Linked DNA regions of Mus musculus: region 1 is linked to region 2. A link is a loop called in an ENCODE intact Hi-C map of the cell type or tissue named here. Cell type or tissue: left cerebral cortex. All regions are shown on one strand. Links, peaks and the distances in the headings refer to the core of each region. The heading gives the core; the rest is flanking DNA. Region 1 overlaps Capn3 (calpain 3). Region 2 overlaps Stard9 (START domain containing 9).

What was found. Peaks named below come from ENCODE experiments on the same cell type or tissue, not always from the same donor. Only the 100,000 strongest peaks of a DNase experiment are listed, where the experiment ranks them.
Region 1: a loop joins it to region 2, with 1.8 times the contacts of the local background. A loop is called at or near these places in 10 of 42 quality-filtered maps.

Annotation. Positions count from the first base shown.
Region 1 is chr2:120,473,529-120,485,669 of GRCm38, forward strand. It overlaps Capn3 (calpain 3), which reads left to right. Exons shown (of 24, transcript NM_007601.3): 2 at 7,155-7,224; 3 at 8,582-8,700; 4 at 10,963-11,096; 5 at 11,653-11,821. Among named protein-coding and RNA genes, the nearest start is that of 4931402G19Rik, 10 kb to the left of the region's middle. In left cerebral cortex, for the core only: a CTCF peak has its summit at 5,251 (motif pointing right); a DNase peak (open chromatin) is centred at 5,258.
Region 2 is chr2:120,646,099-120,658,239 of GRCm38, forward strand. The region is part of intron 3 of Stard9 (START domain containing 9); the gene reads left to right. Among named protein-coding and RNA genes, the nearest start is that of Stard9, 23 kb to the left of the region's middle. In left cerebral cortex, for the core only: no CTCF peak of the experiment used is centred there; a DNase peak (open chromatin) is centred at 6,672.

The sequences.
Region 1 (12,141 bases), core at 1,402-9,401, 170 kb before region 2:
TCTGAAACAATACTCACAGCCCTCCGCATGTTCTCCAGCTCCCCCCACCCCCAACCCTGAGACTGCTGTGGGCAATGGCCAATTAGGGCCAGGGGACCCACTTCTCCTCAATCCATGCAGAAATTTTTGGCTTGTTTGATCATTTGCAGGTATGCAATCATATTCACTGTTTGTATTTGTAAACATACAGTCATATCTGCCAAATACTGTTTGTCTACAGACACCCACCTCTGCTGGCTGTTAGAGTCTTTTTACTTCCTCTTCTGCAAGGTCTCTGAGTCTTGAGACGAGGGGCTATGATACAGATGTTCCATTTAGAGCTAAGCACACCACGGTCTTACTCTCTGAACACTGACTAGCTGTAGATCTCTATATTGGCTGTTGTCTACCGCACAAGGAAGCGTCTCTGATAAGGTTGAGAGATAAACTAGTCTATGGGTATAAAGACAAGGACATAGAGGACAATGTAATACTACATTTAGCAAAATAATAGTATTAGGGTCTCCACTAGGTACTATGGCCTAACCAGTCGTGGGATTTGGCTCAGTTAACAATACCAGATATGAGTTCCATCATGTGGACTGGATTTTAAATCAAACCAGAAAGTGGTTGGTTACTCCCATAACATTTGTGCCACTATCACATGAGTGGGAACATTTTGCCAAGATAGTCATTGTAGTTCATGGAGTTCATGGCTAGATAAAAGTGCTTAATACCTTTCTCCCCGAGTAGAATAAGTAGAATATGGCACTATAAAAATCTATCCAGTAGAAATGAAGCTTTTTGGTTACTACCAGCTTGAGTTACATTCTGTGACTGAAGTGTGTGGTGTGTTCAGGGACTAGGTCTTACTATCAAGCTCTAGCAAGAGCGAGAGCAAGAGCCCTAGCCTGTAATGTTTAGAGGAATCCATGGTCCACAATAACCAGCAATATGAAAAGAGATAACCCATACCTAGCATTGGTCCTTTTATTTGATAGCCTACAGTGCCTGGGGAGGCATGCTCCTCTATTATAGGGTTAATTTAATTTAAACTCTCTTTTATATGTATATATTTTAGGAAGTTTTATACAATAGTAGGTTTCTATGAGGCATTTCCAGTGGTCTTTAGTGTTAGTCATCCTTCCTCATACGCCCCTTTATTCTACCCTCTCATATCCCAGCCCATTTAAGAAAACACACTTTTTAGTTAAGAATCATTTTCGGCTACTACAGAATCCTGGTTATAGAAATGATTCAAATTTTAGTGGAACGAAGGGTCTCCTGATAAAATGATTTAGAGTACTGGACCTGGGAAACAGCTCAGTAGGAAAAGTGGTATAAATCATGCGAGCCCAAGTTCTGCCCCCTGGACCCAAGTTTTTAAAAAGCCAGGCGTGACAGAATGTATTCCTGTGATCCCTACGCTAGATACACAGAGACAGGTGCATTCACGAGGTTCACTGGCCAACCATCCTAGGCTAATCAGTGGACTCCAGGTTCAGTGAGAGGACCCTGTTACCAGTGGTCAGCGTCTGAGCTGGGTGTTTCCAGGGTCTTGACCTCCTACCCAAAGAATTGAAAATAAGGGCACACATAGATTCACAAAAGAAGCAAGATAATTAAATTGTAAGGGAAGCAGTAAAGCAGATTATAGGGAGGTATAATGTCAAGATGGACGGCAGGCCATGTGAGTGCTCATGGACCTAACTCATGTTTGGAATTTTCTTTTATGATATGGGAGAGAAGGAGGAATTGATTACTAAGGGTATAGTTTGGGCAATTTATTTTGATTGATAGACTAGGCCATACATTTATTTTCCCTACTGTGCCTGTTCCTTCCCACAATGCGTCTGATTTTGGTCTCTCTCTCTCACATACACACTTATATACAAACACACACATACACACTCAAATAATACATTCACATTCACACACACACACACCGAGAGAGAGAGAGAGAGAGAGAGAGAGAGAGAGAGAGAGAGAGAATAATATACACAGAGAGGATAATAAATAAATAAATAAATGCAGAAGCCAGCCCATACCTCAACTTGGGGATATTTGAATCCTGAGATTAGGCCACAAAAACTTGGATTTTTATTTGTTTGTTTGTTAAATTTTGGTTTGCTTTTGCTTGTTTGTTTTGCTTTTGTTACAGTCTTCCTCTATAATTAATGGTGGCTTAGGACTCTCCACGATGGCCAGGCTGGCCTATAACTCAAAGAAATCCTCCTGCCTCAACTTCTCAAGTGCTGGGATTGTAGGTCTGTACCATCACACCCACTGGAAAGCTGCATTTCACATGGCTGTAGCATTTAATGTGGATGCCAGAAGTTCTGACTACGCTTTAAGTTTCACGGAGTAGATGTTGGCAGAGGATGTCAGTGAACTGGTGGGGACTGGACAGCCTAGCATGCAGCCTGCCAGTCTCACCTTCCCGGTGTCTTCAGTTCTCTCTGTAAACGTAATGACAGTGTGGGGAAGCCACGCACTCTTAGGATAGTACCCCAGCACACACAGGCTGGGATGCAACTCAGTAGGGAAAGAGCTGGCTTAGTATGTGTGAGGTCCTGGGTTTGATCCCAAGCACCACCCAACCAGATGCACTAGTCCATGCCTGTGCTCTCAGGACTAGGGAGGTGGAGACAGGAGGATGAAAAGTTCAAGGTCATCTTGAGCTACATAGTAAGTTTGAGGCCAGCCCAGGCTACCTGAGAACCCCTGTCTCACAATCAAAGTGAAACATAAAACACAAACAACAGAAAGCGCTCCAACCCACATTTACCTGCTGCTCCCAACTCACACATTTCCTACCCAGGGATGCTAATCGTAAAGCATTAGGTGTTTGCATTCGCCCTGGAGTCAACTGTAATAGGGATGCTTGCCCTCTGCATCCTCATAGATCTGAGCCCCTAAGGTCTGCAGGGGGTGGGGCAGGAACATCGGGAGAAGGAGGCTTCATTACCCTCAGACAAAGGCTTGCAGCAGATTCCTCCTATGCATTCAGCAGCCTGTATAGGATTAGTGTATACAGCATGTTTAGAAGGCCCCATGCTATATCCCATTGACCGCCAGTGTCAAAGGCATGAATGCCTTTTGCTGAGGCAAGGGGAGCTCTCTGAAACTATATTTTCTCTTTTTAAAGCAAGAGTCCCAGCAAGGCTGTTGGAGGTGCCCTAAAGGTCCACAAGGCATTGTTATCTGTCCCCTGAGCCATCTCTGGCTGGCTCGCTCCCCCTCCCTGACTCCTTTCCGACTTGCCTGTGTTGCCCCTAGACCATGGGCTCAGGGGCCTCTGGACAAAGCTGCTGACTCTGACCACAGCCTTTCTCTGGACCGTGTTCATTTGCATCAAGCTGCTGAGGGTGGAGGAGCTATATAGGCTCTGGGCCATTCACCAGAGGATTAGGCCTGGGCTGAGGGTGCAGCTGGAGAGGCCGCAGGGAAGGCCGGGTTCCGCTGTTGGTCATCATGCCCTACCTGCTGCCGGGATTCTTCTGTGACAGGGTGATCCGAGAAAGGGACAGGAGAAATGGAGAGGGCACTGTCTCACAACCTCTCAAGTTTGAGGGGCAGGATTTTGTCGTTCTCAAACAACAGTGTCTGGCTCAGAAGTGCCTCTTTGAAGACCGTGTCTTCCCAGCAGGTGTGCAGGCCCTTGGCTCCCATGAGCTGAGCCAGAAAGCCAAGATGAAGGCCATCACTTGGAAGAGGCCAAAGGTAGGGATAAAGGGGGCATGGAATCTGTAGACAGATGTTGGGGAACTGGGAGTAAAGTGGTCAGAGCGTGGGGCTGTGGATTCACCCCAACTCTGAGCAACTAGCTTATTAATGTCCCCCTTACCCATAAGCCCCAGCTCCAAATACCTAACTTCTTATGCTAGAAGCTAAGGATGTTGTTTTCTATTCCTGAACTGCGTGGCGAGGGTTAGGATGGCCTTTAGATCCCTGAGATTATATTTAAGAGTGCCAATGCATTGATTTAAATTCCCATAAGATTCGTAGGTAGAATCAGCTCGGTTCTTCCCGAGACCAGGAGTTTGGGGAGGGAAGAGTGGAGTGGTGAAGAGAACAGAGGCTTGAAGTTTCAGGTCCACAGAAGGGATGGACAGTGAATTGACAGGAGGCTGGAGGCGAGCCTTAGCCTTCTGGACGAAGCTGGTTCATTAGCATGGTGTCAAGTCTGCTTAAACAGAAAAGTCCCCGCTGACCAGCCAGACAGTTGATCCAGGCTGCCCTATCAAGGGGCATCCTAGGAGCCCCAGCATGGCAGCAGGAGGACGTCAAAGCCCTTCTTCCTGCAAGGCGGTGCCTATAGCTGCAAGGGAGCCTGCTATATTTAGAGCTGGCAAGGAGTGTGCGTGTGCGTGTGCGTGAGTGTGTGTGTGTGTGTGTGTGTGTGTGTGTGTGTGTGTGTGTGAAAACCCAGAACATCTGCAAGGCACATTCTTTACTGTATATGCAATTTTTAATTAGTTAAATTACTTTTTAAATTTTTAATTAAATTTTAAATTAATTTTACAATTACAGGATTACATAAAAACTGTAAAGATAGCGCTGGGCTCCCATGTGTAGTCCCTCTTACCTGTGCTTTTCACTCTCTGCAGTTTTTGCTGACCTGTAGTCAACTGGGGTGCGAAAATACTAAATGGGAAATTCTTGAAATACTTCAGAAGTTTTAAATAACCTCCACTATTGTACATTGTTTTAATTATTCTATTTTATTGTAGTATTAGTCATCTCTCATTGATTTATGAGTTAAACTATTGGTGTGTGTATAGGAAGGAGTCTAATGATCTATATGGGCATTGGTCATAACCACAGTTTCAGATTCCTGGGGGTCTTGGGATATACCCCACAAGTAAGGAGACCGCTACCTTTAGTCCAGTTTTCCTTGTTATATCATGACCTGTACCTCGGCGATCAGTAAGATTGATTTGTTATTGAAAACAAAGTCCACACGTTATTTCCTTAGGGTTCTTCCTCTGTCTTTTTATGTTCCAAGACTCCTCCCTTGTATTCACTTATGTGTCTTGTGTCCTTAGCCTCCCCTCTCAAGTTTTCCTGGTTTCCAATGAGCTGTGCACTTTCACAGAGCACTAATCAGGTATTTTGTAAAACACCTCTCATGGCATCTCTCTCGAATTTTCTTCCGAGTAGGCTGAACTTATGGATTTGTTTGGGTTTTTTTATATATAATTTTTTATTTATTTTAAAGTAGCTGAGTATTTAAGTATGTGTATACCACATGCAGTGCTCATGGTGGCCACTGGATGGCACTGGAGCCCTTATAACTGACCATTACAGACCAACTGAGCTACAGACCATTGGAAGGCAGGTGCTCAACAAAGGCTGAGCCATCTCTCCAGCCCTGGGCTTATGTGCTTTGAGGAGGCTGATCGCAGAGGTCAGGCACAGACTGTAAAATGCCTCCTCACTGCTCACATTGACTACTTTGATATGTTGCACTGCTTTGGGTGCAGAAAGTCTTATAATTCTGCATGAGAGGTCTGTGTACTCTGTGTGTCTCTGTGTAGCCCTTTATACCAATACTGACTTATGCCTATTCATTGCCAGGAGAGCTATGGTATGATATGGATGTGCCTTTCTATGTAGTAGGATGGAGACAACCTTGAGTGTGAGGGCAGAGCTCAGCTCACTTGGGAGAATTGTGTAGTTGTGAGGAAGGAGAAAGACAGTGAGACAGAAAGACAGAGGACATGTCTAATTAGGGTTTCTATTGCTGTGATGAAACACCATGACCAAGACAACTTGGGCAGCAAAGTGTTTATTTCAGGTCACACTTCCAGGTAAGGAACGGCCCATCACTGAGGGAACTCAGGGCAGAAACTCAAACAGAGCAGGAACCTGGAGGCAGGAGATGATGCAGAGGCCATGGAGGGGTGCTGCTTACTGGCTTGCTCTTCATGGCTTGCTCAGCCAGCTTTCTTATAGAACCCAGTATCATCAGCCCAGCGATGGCCCCACCCACGATGGTCTGGGCCCTCCCCCCTCAATCACTAATTTAGAAAATGCCCTACAATCACATCTTATGGAGGCATTTTTCTCAGTTGAGGCTCCCTCCTTTCAGATAACTTTACTGTGTCAAGCTGACATAAAACTAGCTAGCACAGAACACTTCACAGGAATAACAAGGTTTCTTGAAGCTGTGAAGAACAACATTAAAAATCAAAACACTGAATCTTTAATGAGTTTAAAAGTTTTTTAAAAAATTGCCGGGTGTGGTGGTGCACGCCTCCTTTAATCCCAGCACTCGGGAGGCAGAGGCAGGCGGATTTCTGAGTTCAAGGCCAGCCTGGTCTACAGAGTGAGTTCCAGGACAGCCAGGGCTACACAGAGAAACCCTGTCTCGAAAAACAAACAAACAAAACAAAAACAAAAAAATTTAAAACGAAGCAGACACTGAATGAAATCAAGAGTGCTGTCTGTTGGCTGCTGATGGGCGTGACTTAGCCCATGGGCTTGGAAACTGCAGCTGCCACCATTGCTGCTGTGGGTGTGTTTGCCCCTTCCAACTGGGGAGGGGGGAAGAGGTGAGGCTCTCGTGGGGTTTACAGTCTGCTTCCGCAACTGCCAAGGCCTGTGTCCGGATTTCTAAAAAGGGAAGATTGTTCTCCTCCTCCTCCTCCTCCTCCTCCTCCTCCTCCTCCTCCTCCTCCTGCTCCTCCTCCTCCTCCTCCTCCTGCTCCTCCTCCTCCTCCTCTTCCATCCTGTGCCCCAGTTTACAGAAAACAAAGCCATAAGTTCTGCAGCCTCTTGCCCGTCCCCCCTCTCAAAGAACATTCTACCCAGTACGTGGTATGGAAAGAAGAGGGGACAGCTTTGAGGCTCTTACCTCCTCTGACCCTCAGATGTTTATTGTTCATTTTGAGACAGAGTCTCCCAATGAAGCCCGGGCTGACCTTGAACTAGCCATGCTCCTGCCTCAGCTCCTCCAGTGCTGGGATTACAGCTGTGCACCAATACACCAACTTCTGAGCTTCAGCTTTCTGGTTTCAAAAGAAGAGCGCTGGCTCTCCTCTTGGATGGCTGTGGAGGCCGGGGAGGGGGACAGTGAGTGTAAATCTTTGGCCCCCAGTGCAGTAGGCCATCAGCTCAGCCAGGACTCCTACAATGGTGTTACAATGGTTGTTTCTGTTTTGATTTCACAGGAAATTTGTGAGAATCCCCGGTTTATCATTGGTGGAGCCAACAGGACTGACATCTGCCAAGGAGATCTAGGTAGGAAAAATCCTCTATGTCCTACCAGGTGACCCAGGGTTAGTTAACCTGAGAGATCTCTATTCAGGATGGGAAGGGATAAATTCTGGTTTCTCTTTTAGTGCATCTCCTAATATTTTAAAATAATTTTTATTTATTTATTTAGTGAGTGAGTGTGTCTGTCTGTCTGTCTGTCTGTGTGCACATACCATGGCCTATACCTGTGAAGGTCAAAGGACACCTTGTGGGGGCCAGGTTTTTCCTTCTTCCGTGTGGCATCTGGAGGTCAGTCTCAGGTCCTCAGATCAGGCATCTCCACACTAAAGGAAGTCTTTTGGCAGAGGCGGCGTCTGCCATGTAGAGGAGAGGACAAGGTTCTGTCACCTTGTCGTCTGGACTGTTCTGAGTCCCTTCCTCTCCTCCACCTTTTGTTCTGGAAGCATCCTCCCTAGGCAGACTGTAGGAGAGCTCTGTGAAGAGAAACTGGAGAGAACATTAAAGGACTATTTAAAACTTGACCCAAAAAAAGCAGGAACAACTGAAAAATACCTATCACTTTGTTCCAGAAAGGGAGGCTGAGAACACCTCAGGTACAGTGGCTTCTGGCATCTGAGGGACACTGCCTGGAGGGTGTGGACAAATTAATCCCTGAGCCCTCAAACCAATACACTGCTTCTGAGCTGAGTCAAGGCAGGGAGATAGGGGGTTTGGGTGGTTACAAGCCTCTCTTCCCACCAGCAGTGTGGCAGCTAGCCTGTGCCCCCAGTAGAGCTATGGAATTGTCAGGGTACCAGGCATGTCCCTTTGGCAGCCTTAGTGACCTGTGTAGAATGGTTCTGTGGCAGCTAGCTGCCCAACACCCCTGCCTTCTGACACACGTCTGCTTAGCTGATGGTTCTCTAATACTGTTTTCCGTGATGCCAGAAGGGGAAATGGGCTCACCCTACAAAGACAGAGGACAGCCATAATTACCACTGTTGTCTCTACTGAGACCATAGAAGGAAGTGACTTATTTATTTATTTATTTACAATGTAAAAAGCAAGAGGAATTTATTGTTCCAACATGTTGCGGTTGCCCTGCACATGGAGAGAGAGAATGACCAGGAAGTGTTTTATTAAAGGAGGAATCCATTGCCTAACTTAGGAAAGCCTGTCTTGAGAGAATGAGTTACCCGGTCCTCGTGCTGCTCGTGCCGTTGAGGAGCTCCTGTCCCTGACAGTCTCCTTGCTTGAGCTCACACCTACTTGAGGGCAGGCAGGAAGCAGGGCAGTGGGCATCCCGAGTCATTAGCTATGGGGAGCTTCTTACTGGGGCTGGCAGGGCTCTTCTGAGAGGGGAAGCCCCCATCTGACTACCTGGGTCTGTTTTTGCTTGCAGGGGACTGCTGGTTTCTTGCAGCCATCGCCTGCCTGACCCTGAATGAGCGGCTGCTTTTCCGAGTTATACCCCATGATCAAAGTTTCACTGAAAACTACGCAGGGATCTTCCACTTCCAGGTGAGGAAATGGGGGTGTGGTTGAGACAGCAGCCATACCTCAGTTAAAGATAACCTCAGAGAAGGCACCAAAATGTTCCGTGCTGTAGTAAGGAGGTGACCTTCTCTTGTCTGTAGTCTGTCTGGTGTCTGTGTCTCTCTCTGTGTGTGTGTGTGTGTGTGTGTGTGTGTGTGTGTGTGTGTGTGTGTGTGTGACCCATCTGTCCTTGTTGCCTGTGTATCTAATGAATGTATGTGTTTGCTGTCATGTCTGTGTTTTTTCTCATCTGTGCCTGTGTCATATGTCTGTTGCCTAGTTGTATGTGTGTGTGTGTGTCTGTCTGTCTGTCTGTCTGTCTGAATCTGTGCCTAACAGAGGGCTTTGGTTTGTATTCATTGAACAGTACAGAAATTCTTTGCAGAAATCTTGAACAGATTTTTACAAGGAAAGAAATCACTTTATTGACCTCAAATCACCCAGAGAATCAAAAGCACAAACCCACAGACATATTATCAACTTACATCCACGTGTGGCTTCCAAAATGGGGTAGTTGTTGCGTACCGTTGCTTCCAACCTCTTGGCTGTTTTCAGGAAATTATTACCACAGCGTGCATAATCTTAGGTCATGGTAATAGTAAAGTACATAACTTGAGATTAAAGCTGTGTGTTTAGCTTAGGTTATAAAGGCTGATTACTTGGGAAATCGAAAGCATAATGAGGTTGGCTGCTCTGTTCTCTGAAAGGCCCATTAAACTTCCCCAGGCTGAGTGCAGAGAGGCCAGCAGGCTAAGTACATAGCCCTAAATGATCTCAAGGCATATTATTAACTTGGCTGCAAGGTCCCGGAAACGTTCAGTCTCTTCTGAGTCAAGAGATATTTTCAGACAAGTATAGCACCACCCAGCCACAGTCTGGCCACCCTGGGTCTCCCGGCCTTGACTTCCCAGCTGGCTCAGGAAAGGTTCTACACACCTACCTGTGGGCAATGACCCACTTACAGCTACAAGCTTGCAAAGAAGCAGGTGTTTATCTGTGCCCTCCAACTTACATACTTTCCACTGTGCCCCAGAAAGGGGGAGAGAAAGTCATCCAGGCTGCTGGCTTGAGTGCCTATTCTTGTCCTCCAGCTGGCTGGCTGCTATGTTATTGCCTGAAGCCCCCCCCCCTCAAACAGGTTCTTAAGATGCTCAGCCTGAAAGTGTTGGATTTTTTTTTTCTGTGATCCCTGGCTCATGACCCTGTACCCTTGACAGAGGAGTCTATTTACCTTCCTACTGCTATCACTTACCTTTCTAGGTCTTACCAGAAAATTCTGGTCTTCTGGGCATTTAGTGGCTGGTTTGACCCAGCCCTGAAAGTATTGGTTCTAGAATTAATTTATCCATTAGAATTTTTCTGGGCACTGATCATCTTGATGCAGAGACAAATTCTGGGTTGGATCAGAACAGATCTGAGACCTGCATGTGGGGCTCTGGAACTTTCTGTGGTTCTGAGCAGCGTGCCTCTGGCCCTGAAACTTCCTAGTGTCGAGAATGACTCAAACTGATCAGCTGACATCCCACTCCTATGGTACCTCAGCATATCCAGTGCACTCCCCTTTTCCATTTTAGCCATCAATCAATAAATAAATCAGTTGGGTGTGGTGGCACAGACCTATAATGCCAGCACTCAGGAGGCAGAGACAGGAAGATCAAGATAAGTTCGAGGCTAGCCTGGGTACCTAGTAAAAACAAGTTGTTTATCTGTGACCCCTGACTTCTCATCCTTGACGATGTGCCATGGGAAGGGAGGGAGGAAGGCATACTGCCTGCTGACCTGTGTGCCTCAAACACAATAGAAAGGAAGGGAGGAGGGGAGGGGAGGAAAGAAGAAAATGGGATAAAGAGAAATACTTTAGTTAGCCCTACAGCTTTCCTTAATCATGAGTTCTCAATCCTGGGCGGGCACTGGAATCACTTGGGATACACGAATGTATTTAAACTAGGTCTGTCCCAGACCTATGGGCAAGGGAGAAAAGTCTCAAACCCTAAGATATTCAGAGGACCTACTATGTCTAGAACTGGGCTGGGCTTTTGACAGACACTAAGGGATATGCAGTTTCCTGTTTTGCAGAAGTTCATGGCCTAGTTAGAGATAGATTTACACACTCAAAAGCCAGACTAGAATGAACAAGCTTCAGGATGCAAAGCCCAGGAAATGGTAGGGTTTTGGCTCAGAGTCCTATAGGATGTGGGATCAGGTAAGGGAGTGCACAGGGGTGACTGGGCTTCTTTCTTCTTGCAGTTCTGGCGCTATGGAGACTGGGTAGATGTGGTCATTGACGACTGTCTGCCAACATACAACAATCAGCTGGTTTTCACCAAATCCAACCACCGCAATGAGTTCTGGAGTGCTCTCCTTGAGAAGGCTTATGCCAAGTAAGGCAACATTTAGGATGGGAAACATTTAGGACTACAGGGGTGGGGGATATGGATTTCAAGATTCAGCCAAAGTCTCCTTCACATGGGGCTAGGCATGTGAATGCATGCTCATGTGGATTGTGGGAGTCCAGTAAAGAGCCCGAGTCAGCTTGAGATCAGGACTGGGCAGTAGGAGCCCTATCTGAAAAACATAAAAGCAAAAAGATATAAAGATGTGTGCAGTAAGTCTTCAGCTTCCTACAGTCAGCTCTTTGATCCTGCCTTCATCATGGTGTTTCAAGTCTTCTTCATCAGCTCATTGCTTCTCTGGAGTTCAGCTCCTAGGATCTTACTTGCTTAAAACCATATACTTGTAGCACATTCATAAGACCAGGTTGTCTCTTACCTTAGCCCTCCACCTCCGCCACTAGATTTAGCAGATAGTGGAAGAGGGCTGTGGGAAATGGGGACCGTCATGACAATGCTTCTGGCCCTCTCTGGCCTAGAGTTAACTCAGCTTGTCATACTTCCTGGAACTCCTAGACTCCAGACTGCCTTTTGTCCTCTCTCCAAGGCTCCATGGCTCCTATGAAGCTCTGAAAGGTGGGAATACCACAGAAGCCATGGAGGACTTCACAGGAGGGGTGACAGAGTTTTTTGAGATCAAGGATGCTCCGAGTGACATGTACAAGATTATGAGGAAAGCTATCGAGAGAGGCTCCCTCATGGGCTGCTCCATTGACGTAAGTGTGATTCCAGGGAGGCCCTTCACTCAGCTAACAACAACACACAGCTTCCTCCTGAGATGGGGTGGATGCTGTAAAAGCAAGAGCCACATTGGTGAGATGGCTCGCTGGTAATGACACTTGTTACTAAACCTGAGGACCTAAGTTTGATCTGGAATCCACATGGTAGAAAGACAATGGACTCCCGAAACCTGTTGTCTGACTTCTGCATGCACTTCCTCCCCACACTAAATAAACAAAAATTTTTAAAAGAAACTACCAGTAGTTCCAGCAATTGAAAAGTTGAATCCAACCTGATTTGATTAGTGAGGTCCTGC
Region 2 (12,141 bases), core at 2,597-10,596:
CCTACCTACCTAGCTGTAGGGACTCCCCCATTCCTGATTCCTAAATGCTGGGAGTACGGGTGGTTACTATACCAACCTAGATTTTTTATTTAAAAAAATTATTATTTTTAAGACAGAGATGCTGGAGCTATGAGTGCTCTATCTATTGAGCTATCCTCCTCAGTTCCATAATGTGGAAAATAACACACATTTTAAGCAAGTATTTGATGAAATTTCAAGGGAGGCGTATACCAGGTGTGGTAGCATCTCCCTTTAATCCCAGCGTTTGGGAGGCAGAGGTGAGTGGATCTCTGTAAGGCCAGCCTGGTCTATGTAAACATAGTTATTTCCAGGACATCCAGAGCCTGTCTCAAAAAACCAAAGGGCATTGGGGGGGGGGCAGATAATTTTTATTCTCAGTGATGGGAAGAAAGAGTGTTATGATGGTTTGAATATGCTTGGTCCAGGGAGTGGTATATTAGGAGGTGTGGCCTTGTTGGAGGAAGTGTGTCACTGTGAGGGTGGGCTTTGAGATCCTCCTCCTAGCCATGTGGGAGTCAGTCTTTTGTTTGCCGTCAGAACAAGGTGTAGAACTCTCAGCTCCTCTAGTGCCATGCCTGTCTAGATGCTGCCATGCTTTCTGCCTTGATGATAATGAACTGAACCTCTGAAACTGTGAGCCAGCCCCAATTAAATGTTCTTTAAAGAGTTGCCTTGGTCATGGTGTCTCTTCACAACAATGGAAACCCTAACTAAGACAAGTCTCAAAAACTCTAGTTCGTTCATATTAGAGAAGATGGGGAGGAAAGAGTAAGAGCTGGAGAAAGATAAAGGGTGTGAGGTGCTGACTTCCAGCTGCGACGTGGTTGCTGCACTCTAACTCAAAGCAGCTGTGATGACTTGCATACAAGCTGGATTACATTGAGCCTGCCAGAAGGGCTGTAGGGCTCCACCCTTGCTTGAGGATTTTTTAGCAGTTAACAATGGTAGGAGAGAGAGACATTGTCTTCAGTGGAGTGGCCACGGATAAAGTGCACATTTCTGTAATTCCTTGAAAAATAAAAGAGCAGAGGAAGAGACATGAAAGTAAAAAGGGAGGAGTTAGGAAGAGGAAGTGAGAGGGATTTAGTATGAGGGAAGAAGAAAGGGAGATTAGCTGGGTGAGTATAATTGAAATATAGTATGTAAGATTCATAATGGGACCCATTATGTATAGTTAATATATGCTAATACAAACATTTTAAACATTTGAGTCACAGTATGATTGCTCTCTTTGTAATGAGGTAGATCCTAAATTTATTGATTATCTTCCAAAAGTGAGAGAGACATTCTTGCCTAAGACTTGAAAGTAAGTACACACACACACACACACACACACACACACACACACACACACACACACACACACACACACACGTGTGCATGCACACATGTTTAATCTCAGCTCCTTGGTTTTTCAAAAGAATCAGTGACTTCTCAGAGCATCATGTGAGTCACTAATTTAACTTGGAGTTTACTTTTTGGTTTCATTCTGTCGCTTTTAGCCACATAGGGCCTGTGATAGCTATGAATGCAGCTCAACGCAAACATGTCACCTTAATTACTGTGAGGTAGTTTTATTTTTGTGTATGTGACTAGTTTTTGTAACTCAGTTGTGTAAGTTTTTGGATGTGTGCTTTGTAGATGACAGCATCATGTCAATAATGTCAAGAAGTAGTCATTGTTTATCTTGCAGCCCTATAATCAATAGGTATATGGGTCATCTGCCTGAGACTGGCCTCAGTATATTATGTATGGGCTTTATGGAGGGCCCTGGTCCAGTTGTTTAAACTGTCTATAGAAATCTCTCCTCTTTTTGCAAGAGAGGCACAGTAGACAGTATTTTCAACTCTGGAGCAGGGGAATATGGGCTATTTGTATTCCCCTTCCCTCAAGTCTGAACACAATAAAAGCCTGAACTCCAATAGTGACTGTATATTCAGGCATCATCCGTCTGGATTTTTTTTTCTCAAGGGCTGGGAAGGGGGACAGGGTGGGCAATGACAGGGTCTCACTATGTTGCCCTTGCTGGCCTGGAACTCAACATGTAGACTAGCCTGGCCTTGAACCTCTTAGAGATCCACCTGCCTCTGCTTCCCCACAGCTGCGATTAAAGGCCTGGGCTACCACACCCAGCATGGCTTTTGTTTTTTTTTTTTTGTTGTTGTTGTTTTTGTTGTTTTTTTTCCATTTTTTATTAGGTATTTAGCTCATTTACATTTCCAATGCTATACCAAAAGTCCCCATACCCACCCACCCCCACTCCCCTACCCACCCACTCCCCCTTTTTGGCCCTGGTGTTCCCCTGTACTGGGGCATATAAAGTTTGCGTGTCCAATGGGCCTCTCTTTCCAGTGATGGCCGAGTAGGCCATCTTTTGATACATATGCAGCTAGAGTCAAGAGCTCAGGGGTACTGGTTAGTTCATAATGTTGTCCCACCTATAGGGTTGCAGATCCCTTTAGCTCCTTGGGTACTTTCTCTAGCTCCTCCATTGGGGGCCCTGTGATCCATCCAATAGCTGACTGTGAGCATCCACTTCTGTGTTTGCTAGGCCCCGACATAGTCTCACAAGAGACAGCTACATCTGGATCCTTTCGATAAAATCTTGCTAGTGTATGCAATGGTGTCAGCGTTTGGATGCTGATTATGGGTTGGATCCCTGGATATGGCAGTCTCTACATGGTCCATCCTTTCATCTCAGCTCCAAACTTTGTCTCTGTAACTCCTTCCATGGGTGTTTTGTTCCCACTTCTAAGGAGGGGCATAGTGTCCACACTTCAGTCTTCATTTTTCTTGAGTTTCATGTGTTTAGCAAATTGTATCTTATATCTTGGGTATCCTAAGTTTCTGGGCTAATATCCACTTATCAGTGAGTACATATTGTGAGAGTTCCTTTGTGAATGTGTTACCTCACTCAGGATGATGCCCTCCAGGTCCATCCATTTGCCTAGGAATTTCATAAATTCATTCTTTTTAATAGCTGAGTAGTACTCCATTGTGTGAATGTACCACATTTTCTGTATCCATTCCTCTGTTGAGGAGCATCTGGGTTCTTTCCAGCTTCTGGCTATTATAAATAAGGCTGCTATGAACATAGTGGAGCATGTGTCCTTCTTACCGGTTGGGGCATCTTCTGGATATATGCCCAGAAGAGGTATTGCTGGATCTTCCGGTAGTACTATGTCCAATTTTCTGAGGAACTGCCAGACTAATTTCCAGAGTGGTTGTACAAGCTCGCAATCCCACCAACAATGGAGGAGCATTCTTCTTTCTCCACATCCTCGCCAGCATCTGCTGTCACCTGAATTTTTCATCTTAGCCATTCTGACTGGTGTGAGGTGGAATCTCAGGGTTGTTTTGATTTGCATTTCCCTGATGATTAAGGATGTTGAACATTTTTTCAGGTGCTTCTCTGCCATTCGGTATTCCTCGGGTGAGAAATCTTTGTTCAGTTCTGAGCCCCATTTTCTAATGGGGTTATTTGATTTTATGGAGTCTACCTTCTTGAGTTCTTTACATATATTGGATATTAGTCCCCTGTCCGATTTGGGATAGGTAAAGATCCTTTCCCAATCTGTTGGTGGTCTTTTTGTCTTATTGACGGTGTCTTTTGCCTTGCAGAAGCTTTGCAATTTTATGAGGTCCCATTTATCGATTCTCGATCTTACAGCACAAGCCATTGCTGTTCTATTCAGGAATTTTTCCCCTGTACCCATATCTTCGAGGCTTTTCCCTACTTTCTCCTCTATAAGTTTCAGTGTCTCTGGTTTTATGTGGAGTTCCTTAATCCACTTAGATTTGACCTTAGTACAAGGAGATAGTAATGGATCAATTCGCAATATTCTACATGATAACAGCCAGTTGTGCCAGCACCATTTGTTGAAAATGCTGTCTTTTTTCCACTGGATGGTTTTAGCTCCCTTGTCAAAGATCAAGTGACCATAGGTGTGTGGGTTCATTTCTGGGTCTTCAATTCTATTCCATTGGTCTACTTGTCTGTCAGTATACCAGTACCATGCAGTTTTCATCACAATTGCTCTGTAGTACAGCTGTAGGTCAGGCATGGTGATTCCACCAGAGGTTCTTTTATCCTTGAGAAGACTTTTTTGCTTTTGAAGCTGCAAAAGGCAGAGCCCCGTGAGTTGATCTAGGCAGATGTAGTGTGCCCTAAAATTCTCAGTTTATGCAGTCTCTTTAGTAGCCGTTGCTCAGAGGTGGAAGAAGCAAGCAGAAGAGCATGCTCAGAGGTGTTATCCTGGGCATTTCCTAGAAGTAGTCGATTATTTATCACTCATTTCATCCGGTGACTATTTCCGAAGTCAGGCATTTAGGCACAAGACAGGTGCTTTCTAGGGATACTCACCAAGTTGATATAGGAGGAAGATTAATACAGCTTCCGTGGAGTTGGGAGAGTCAGCAGTTCTATTGAGATGGAATTTGACAAGAATAGAAACCCTTACTTACTCTCTCTGTTAAACAGATTCCATCTTATTTGTAGTGGTGTTGTGGTGATGTTAAATACAGACATGTCATGGTCTCAGGCTGGTATGGTTTTTCCTTCTGTCCCACATAAGAGATTTTAAGGAAGTTAATAACTTCTTCCTCCTCTTAAGCACCTGGAAACACTCCATGGAGTTTAGTGAGTCCCTTTGAGAGTTTGGAAAGGTCAGAGTTGAGTTTGGAAATGTTTTTGTGACGAACTTGCTTCCACTGAGAGAAAATGTCACTTTTTTTGCTTTGTTTGTTTGAAACTAGAGTCTCATGTAGTTACACTGACCTCCAATTTGTTGATCCTCCTACCTTCCAAGTGCTAGGATTACAAGCTTGTGCCATCATGCGTGGCTTCTTCTTCTTCTTCTTCTTCTTCTTCTTCTTCTTCTTCTTCTTCTTCTTCTTCTTCTTCTTCTTCTTCTTCTTCTTCTTTCTTCTTCTTCTTCTTCTTTCTTCTTCTTCTTCTTCTTCTTCTTCTTTTGACTTACTTATTTTATGTATGTGAGTATATTGTTGCTGTCTTCAGACACACCAGAAGAGGGCATCGGATCCCATTACAGATGGTTGTGAGCCACCATGTGGTTGCTGGGAACTGAACTCAGGACCTCTGGAAGAGCAGTCAGTGCTCTTAACCGCTGAGCCATCTCTCCAGCCCCAAGATGCCTTATTCCAAATTACCTGACTACTTTTGTGGACTTGAGTACTCTGTGAGATACAGGCAATAGCTTATACTTTGGGATCAGATGTTGAACTGTATATAGCTGGAGGTGCTCCCTTGGGGCTAGGATCTGCACACCAGCCCTATAGTTAGTGTGCTGTGAAACTCATTATGTAACTATGATAAATTTTCAATTTGTTGTCCTCCTGCCTCAGCCTCCTCTGAGATTACAGAGCTACACTAGCTCATGGTGCTCTTTTTCTTCCCAGGATATCTCAGCATTCCTGGCACCCCTTTTTCTAAGTAGGTTCTCTTTTATCTGTGCTGTTCCTTGGGGTGTCAGTTTCAAATCAGAGGGGAGTGAAGACTCCAGAAGGCTTCATACGTGCTGCTTTGTTTTTCTTTGTTTGGAGACAGAGAATTAAGATCCTCCTGCTTCTTTGTTGCAGGAATATTTGTAAAGCTGGAGTTAGCTTTGTGTAGTTTGAAATTGACTTGAAGTCTGAGGGCTGAAGGGGAAGAAGTGGCTTGACATCAGTGTGTTTTGAGGTCTTGTGACTAACACGCAGCCTGTCCCTTCTGCAAAGGCTTTGGGACAGGAGGAGGGGAATATGGCTTTAGGCAGGAGGTGTACTGCCAGTGGGGCTGTCTAAGGCAGATGCATCACAAAATCTGTTAAACCAAACCTTAAAGTGAGATGGGCTTCAACTGGCCTTGCTAGAGTATGCACCAACACTGACCTGGAGAGACCCTTCAGACTCAACAAGATTAAAAACAGGAAATAAGCTTCTAGCAGCATAATTGTCGGAAAAGTTTTTCCACATAGGCACAATCGTTTGGGCTTGTTTTCCTTCCCCCATATTTGTGTATGTGTGGTGTGGAGGCATGTATGAAGGTTCTTGTATGTGCAAACAAGTGCGTGCGTGCGTGCGTGCGTGCGTGCGTGCGTGTGTAGGCCCAAGGTTGATGCCCCGTGTCTTCCTCAGTCACTCTGAGTTAAGTGCTGAGGCAGCTCTATCACTGGATTCAACTTTTTGCCTAATTTAGCTGGGATTCCCTGCCTTCCTCTCCTGCATGCTAGGATGATGGGTGAGGTGCCACACCCACCCAGCTCTTCTGTTCTCAGAACCCAAACACTAGTTTTCACATCTGTCTTGTCTGGTGAGCTCCCTGCCCACTGAGCCACATCTCCAGCGTCCTGCTTCCTTCTGTATAAGGATTTGCAGCGCAAACAATGCAAAGCAGGTTGGTCCTTCTTGACTACCTCTTAGTGCTGCTGGAGCAGACCCCTTAGAAACAATGCTGAGGAGCTCTGTGAGCACACTGAAAAGACAGCGCCGTGTGCAACACTGACCTGGTGATGAGCTGCTGAATGAAGATAACACGTGTGGAGAGTAATTCAGGCGGGATTTAGAGGAAAGCTACAGAACAGCCATAATGTAATTTTCCTCCACATGTCTTTTGTGAGTGTACTGGAGTCAGTCCAGAGTTATATATTCATTACTCATTCTTTCCATGACTGTGAATTCACTGTGTTACAGTGGGTGCCATGTCTGAGCCTCAGCCTTAAATGAGTTCCCTTCTGTCCAGTAAGCACTTCAGGGACTTGCCTAGGTTTTCTTGTGATAGTGAAGCCAAGGCAGCGCTAGACACAGGGTCCAGCTCCCGGGACTGCTGATCTTTTACATGCTATCCTCGTGAGAGCAGTGTGCGTAGAGACGGTGATATTTGAGGAAAAGGGAAGGAACGATGAGTCTAAAGGCTAGGAAGGAAGTGCTCATTTGTTTTTGTTTTGCTTTTCCTTTCTCCACAGATGTGGTATTGTGTTTAAGTAAACACTGTGTTGAGGAAGGTTTTGGAAGCATTGAGACTATGATGCAGATTCTGTGTAGCCCTGCCTTTGCTCACAACCCTCATCTGGCTCAAGTGATGTATTATGAACTGTGTGGTCAAAAGGAGCATTGCCATCTGCTGTGGTGTAACTCCATTTAAACTGTATATGCACGCACGTGTGCACGCGCACATACACACACACACTACATCAGTATTTTAAAATAACCTTATAAAATAATGTGTTTCTTTATGACTTTTTCAGGCATACTTATGTATACTTATGTATCTCTCCTTCCTCCCTCTCCCTGTGTTACCAACATTCTTTTAATATTGTCTGGGTACTTGAGATGCATGCTAAAATCTGAGAACGGAGTAGGGGGGTATTGTTTTTCATTGTTTTGTTTTGGAGACAGGGTTTCTCTATTTTAACAGCCCTGGCTATTCTGGAACTTTCTTTGTAGACCAGGCTGGCCTTGAATTCATAGAGATCTGCCTTTTTCTGGCTCTCGAGTACTGGAATTGAAAGTGTATGTCACTACAGCCAGCCAAGAACTAGTGTTTTATAAATTTTCTATTCATTGGCAAATGGGAATGTTATACTTACAGACTGGAGGAAATGTGCTAAGCTGAAAAATAGCTGTTCTATGAGTTAGTTTCTTCATAGTCTAGTTTAAAAAGTACTTTCAGCTAGGTGTGGTAGTGCACGCCTTTAATCCTAGCACTTGGGAGGCAGAGGCAGGCGGGTTTCTGAGTTCGAGGCCAGCCAGGGGTACACAGGGAAACCCTGTCTTGAAAAACCAAAACAAAACAAAACAAAAACAAACAAACAAAAAAAACCAAAACAAACCAAAACAAAAAAAAACCCAAAAACCAACCAACCAAACAACCAACCAAAAAAACCCAAAAACCTTTACATATGCTGCCATACCTGGTGTAGTTGGTTATCACAAAATGGTTATGACAGTTAACCATTAGCCCCCCCTAATGAGCTACTAGGATTCTACTGAGGATTAAACAGAGGGATCTGTCTGAGCATGCCAAGCAGAAGCTATACCATTGAGCTATACATTATAGGAGGGCTGGTAGATGCAACCTTTCTTTTATTTAAGACTACCTCTTTAAATTATAGAGTTGAGGCTGGGTGATATAGGTTTTTTTTTTTTTTTTTTTTTTTTTTTTCTCGAGACAGGGTTTCTCTGTGTAGCCCTGGCTGTCCTGGAACTCACTCTGTAGACCAGGCTGGCCTCTAACTCAGAAATCCGCCTTCGTCTGCCTCCCAAGTGCTGGAATTAAAGGTGTGCGCCATCACACCCGGCTATAATGTAGTAGGTAAAGGTGCTTGCCACTGAGCCTCATGACTTGAATTCAGTCCCCAAGACCCTCATGGTAGAAGAAGAGAACCAACTTCTGCAATGTGCCCTCTGACCTCTGACAGGTACACCTACAGGAAGGATGGATTGATGGATAGATAGGTAGACAGAGAGATAGACAGAAAAGTTGTAGGGCTGAGCCTGCCATTTGGAGTGACAGACAGACAGACAGGTGAGCTGTAGAGCTGAGGCTATTTAGAGTCATCTGTGTCTGAATCCTGGGCTTGTTTTTACAGTGACACATAGCCTTTTTATTTAAACGTGGGCCCATAATTTTTTCAGTGGTTTCTGTGCTAGCAGACCCTGCTACTGGGAAAGCAGTTTTCTAGAAATATTGCCAGGTGGAATGAAGGAGTGGGAGGCCCAGCCAGGAAGGGAGCTGAGCAAGTGTCACTCAGGGTTGGGGTCAGAGCAGTCTTAACAAGCTAGGCTCCACCAGGTGTCCTCAGTAGGTCAGTTAGAGAATAACCATGTAATGGTGAGAAGCAGAAAGGGGAGATTGAGTCAATGTGGCCACATTGGGAAGAGGAACAAGGAGGTCCAATGATCCCCCACCTCCAAAATGACCTTGCGGATCCTGACCTGAGGTTCAGGTTTACATAGAAGGGCAAGTCAGACTTAAATAGCAAATCCGGGGTAGTCAGATGTGGTCCCCTCCACCGCATTGTCTAAGCTCTTTTCTCTCTTAGAAGGTGACCTAACAACCTGTATGAACCAGGCTTCAGCCTTTTCTTTCTCCCAGATTGGGAGTTCTCAAAAAGTTCTAATTTCTTGGAGCCTATTGTCTCAGTCAGAGAGCCAAAGGTAGCCACCAGAATCTCTTTAGAATATCTTCATACCTACAGGGTAGCTAGCTACACAAGGGACACTTAGAAGGTCTAATTCTACTAGGCTGTATTTTATACACAGTGGATTTTCCTTGTCAGTAATTGTTTCCTTTAGATTTTTCTCACCTGGACTATTGCTTGAAATTGCCATATAGAACCTCTGGCTGGTAAACAGAGTTCCCATAACCTGAGTACAGCCCTTAGACAGGTGTACCACCTTTTAAGAGTGAAACCTACTTACTAGTAGGCTGGCATTCTTAGGAATAGTGAAGGGATCCAGGTGTGTGTGTGTGGCTAGGGCACTGATAGTATCTGCTGCAGCATCAAATCTGATCTATAAGATGCAGCAGGGGAGCTGGGCGGTGGTGGTGCATGCCTTTAATCCCAGCACTTGGGAGGCAGATGCAGGCGGATTTCTGAGTTAGAGGCCAGCCTGGTCTACAGTGTGAATTCCAGGACAACCAGAGCTATACAGAGAAACCCTGTCTCAAAAAACAAAAACAAACAAACAAAAAGATGCAGCAGGGACCTAAGGAGTTTTGAAATGCATGCTGATCCAAAAGTGGGATATAGGGAAACTATTGTGTATTTCCTGGTTGTAGCCCTTGGTTGTGGGGCAGTGGACTGTGCTAGGAAATTTGATAAGGTTAAATGGGTTCAGAGACCCTGGAATTCCTCTGAGGATGGTAGGTGTTTCCCTGCACCCTACCAGATTCTTGGCTCAGAACACTTGACCACACACTCCCCACAAAGGGATGTGACCTGTGGTCGCTTAGGTCAGAACAGAGTTCCTCATGATAATGAGGTATCTAGATGGACCATAAGGGTTTAGTCAATAAGCTTCCTTCCTGGACATTCCTTTCTACAAAATGCCCACCCTGAGGAAGTTGTATGCACGCATTTCCCAAGATATACAATCAATAAACAGTTTAGAACCAAGGACTTGCTCATCAAGAATTGCTGTAGGAATGCTGGGCGTGGTGGCGCACGCCTTTAATCCCAGCACTCGGGAGGCAGAGGCAGGCGGATTTCTGAGTTCGAGGACAGCCAGGACTATACAGAGAAACCCTGTCTTGAAAAACCAAAAAAAAAAAAAAAATTGCTGTAGGAGCAGGGAGAAAGCCTTCATCTTCAGAGCGGCACCATATAACCTGAGTCTCCTGCATAAGGTCCCTTTGTGATCTCAGACTCACCACTGCTGAGCTAAGCTGAGGTTCTCCATTCTCCAGCCTGGGCTCATTGTATTCAGCCTGTGAGACCCCCTCATTCCCAACTCCCCGTGATTTCCAGTGACATCTAGATGTTCAGGAGTTTGGGAAACCCTGGTCCTGGGCTCCTCCTCGTGGGCCACCGAGTCTAGTCTCCACTGGAAACCGTGTAGAGTCAGGTATGGAGGTAGCCTTTGCTTCAGCCTCAGCCTATGTCATTTCTCACTCAGGCTAAGGGCCCCATTCTGGCTGTATTCTCTTACCTCCTGAACCATGCATTGGCGCTTCCCACAAACCTAACACTGGATGGTGGCCTACGATAATGCAGTCTAATGCCAAAAAAAAAAAAAAAAGATTTTGTATCTTACTCCAAAGGCAGCAGAAGGAGACTAGGGCTAACTTAAACAGATATGAAACCTCAAAGTTTGCCTACACAGTGACACTGCTACTCCAACAAGGCCACACCCACTCCAACAAGGCCACACTTCCTAATAGAGCCACTCCTTGTGGACCAAGCATTCAACTGGAGTCTGAGGTCCATTCCTAATCAAACCACCACAACACTTATCTCTGGGTGAAAGGATACATATTAAATAGTTAAGAATTGTTGGTTTGGGGCTAGAGAGATGGCTCAGCAGTTAAGAGCATTGACTGAGTTCAATTCCTAGCACCACATGGTGGCTCACAACCATCTATAATGGGATCTAAGGATCTAACGCCCTCTTCTGGTGTGTCTGAAGACAGGGACAGTGTACTCACAAACATAAAATAAATAAATTAATCTTTTAAAAAAATTGTTGATTTAGTAAAGTGGTAGTTGTAGGTTATCCCCCAAGATCCATGACTTCACTAGCCCTGAAGAGTTGGTTAGGTTTCCAATACAAAGTATATTTTCCCTCCTTTTGTTTTTGTTTTTGTTTTTGTTTTTGTTTTTGTTTTGAGACAGGGTTTCTCTGTGTAGCCCTGGCTGTCCTGGAACTCGCTCTGTAGACCAGGCTGGCCTCGAACTCAGAAATCCACCTGCCATGCATTCTTAACAGCTGATCAATCTCTCCCTAGCCCCTAAGGTCCAATTTTTGGTGTGCGTGTTTTTGTGATTTTTTTTCCTAGTCTTGGGACCTGAACCCACGTCACTATGTGCTAGGTGAAATGGGGGAATACCTCAAACGGAATTTTTAAATCCCCCCTTTATAAAACAGGATAAATGTATCCTGGGGGTCACTCTCTAAGCTATCCCTGTGTATTCACACGTTTCCCCACCTTAGCTCCTTGAGAGTTTTCTGTTTCCCAGACATCATGAATACAGGATTGGCACATTTTCTTTTCTCTGGCTGGTGAGATGGCCATCATGTTAAGGCACTTGCCACCAAGCCTGACAACCTGAAATGGATTCCCCAGGACCTAGGGAAAGGCAGAAAGAGCAAACTGACTCTCACAAGTTTTAAGGGGTAGCTTTTGCTTTTGTTATTCTGTTTCATTTTTTTTTCCCCTGGGCCTGGTAATGCATGCATTTAATCCCAGCACTGGGGAGACAGAGGCTGGTGGGTCTCTGTGAATTTGAGGCCAGCCTGAACTACATTCTGAGACCTTGTCTCAAAAAGAAAAAAACAGAAGAATTTCTCCACTTACTAACCTTGAGTCCTATTCAAGGTCTGTCCGTGTTGTTGCACAGACAAAAGTTTGCTTTATTTCCCAAAATTTTCCTTCTGTGGAGGTAAAAGTTTATCTACTAG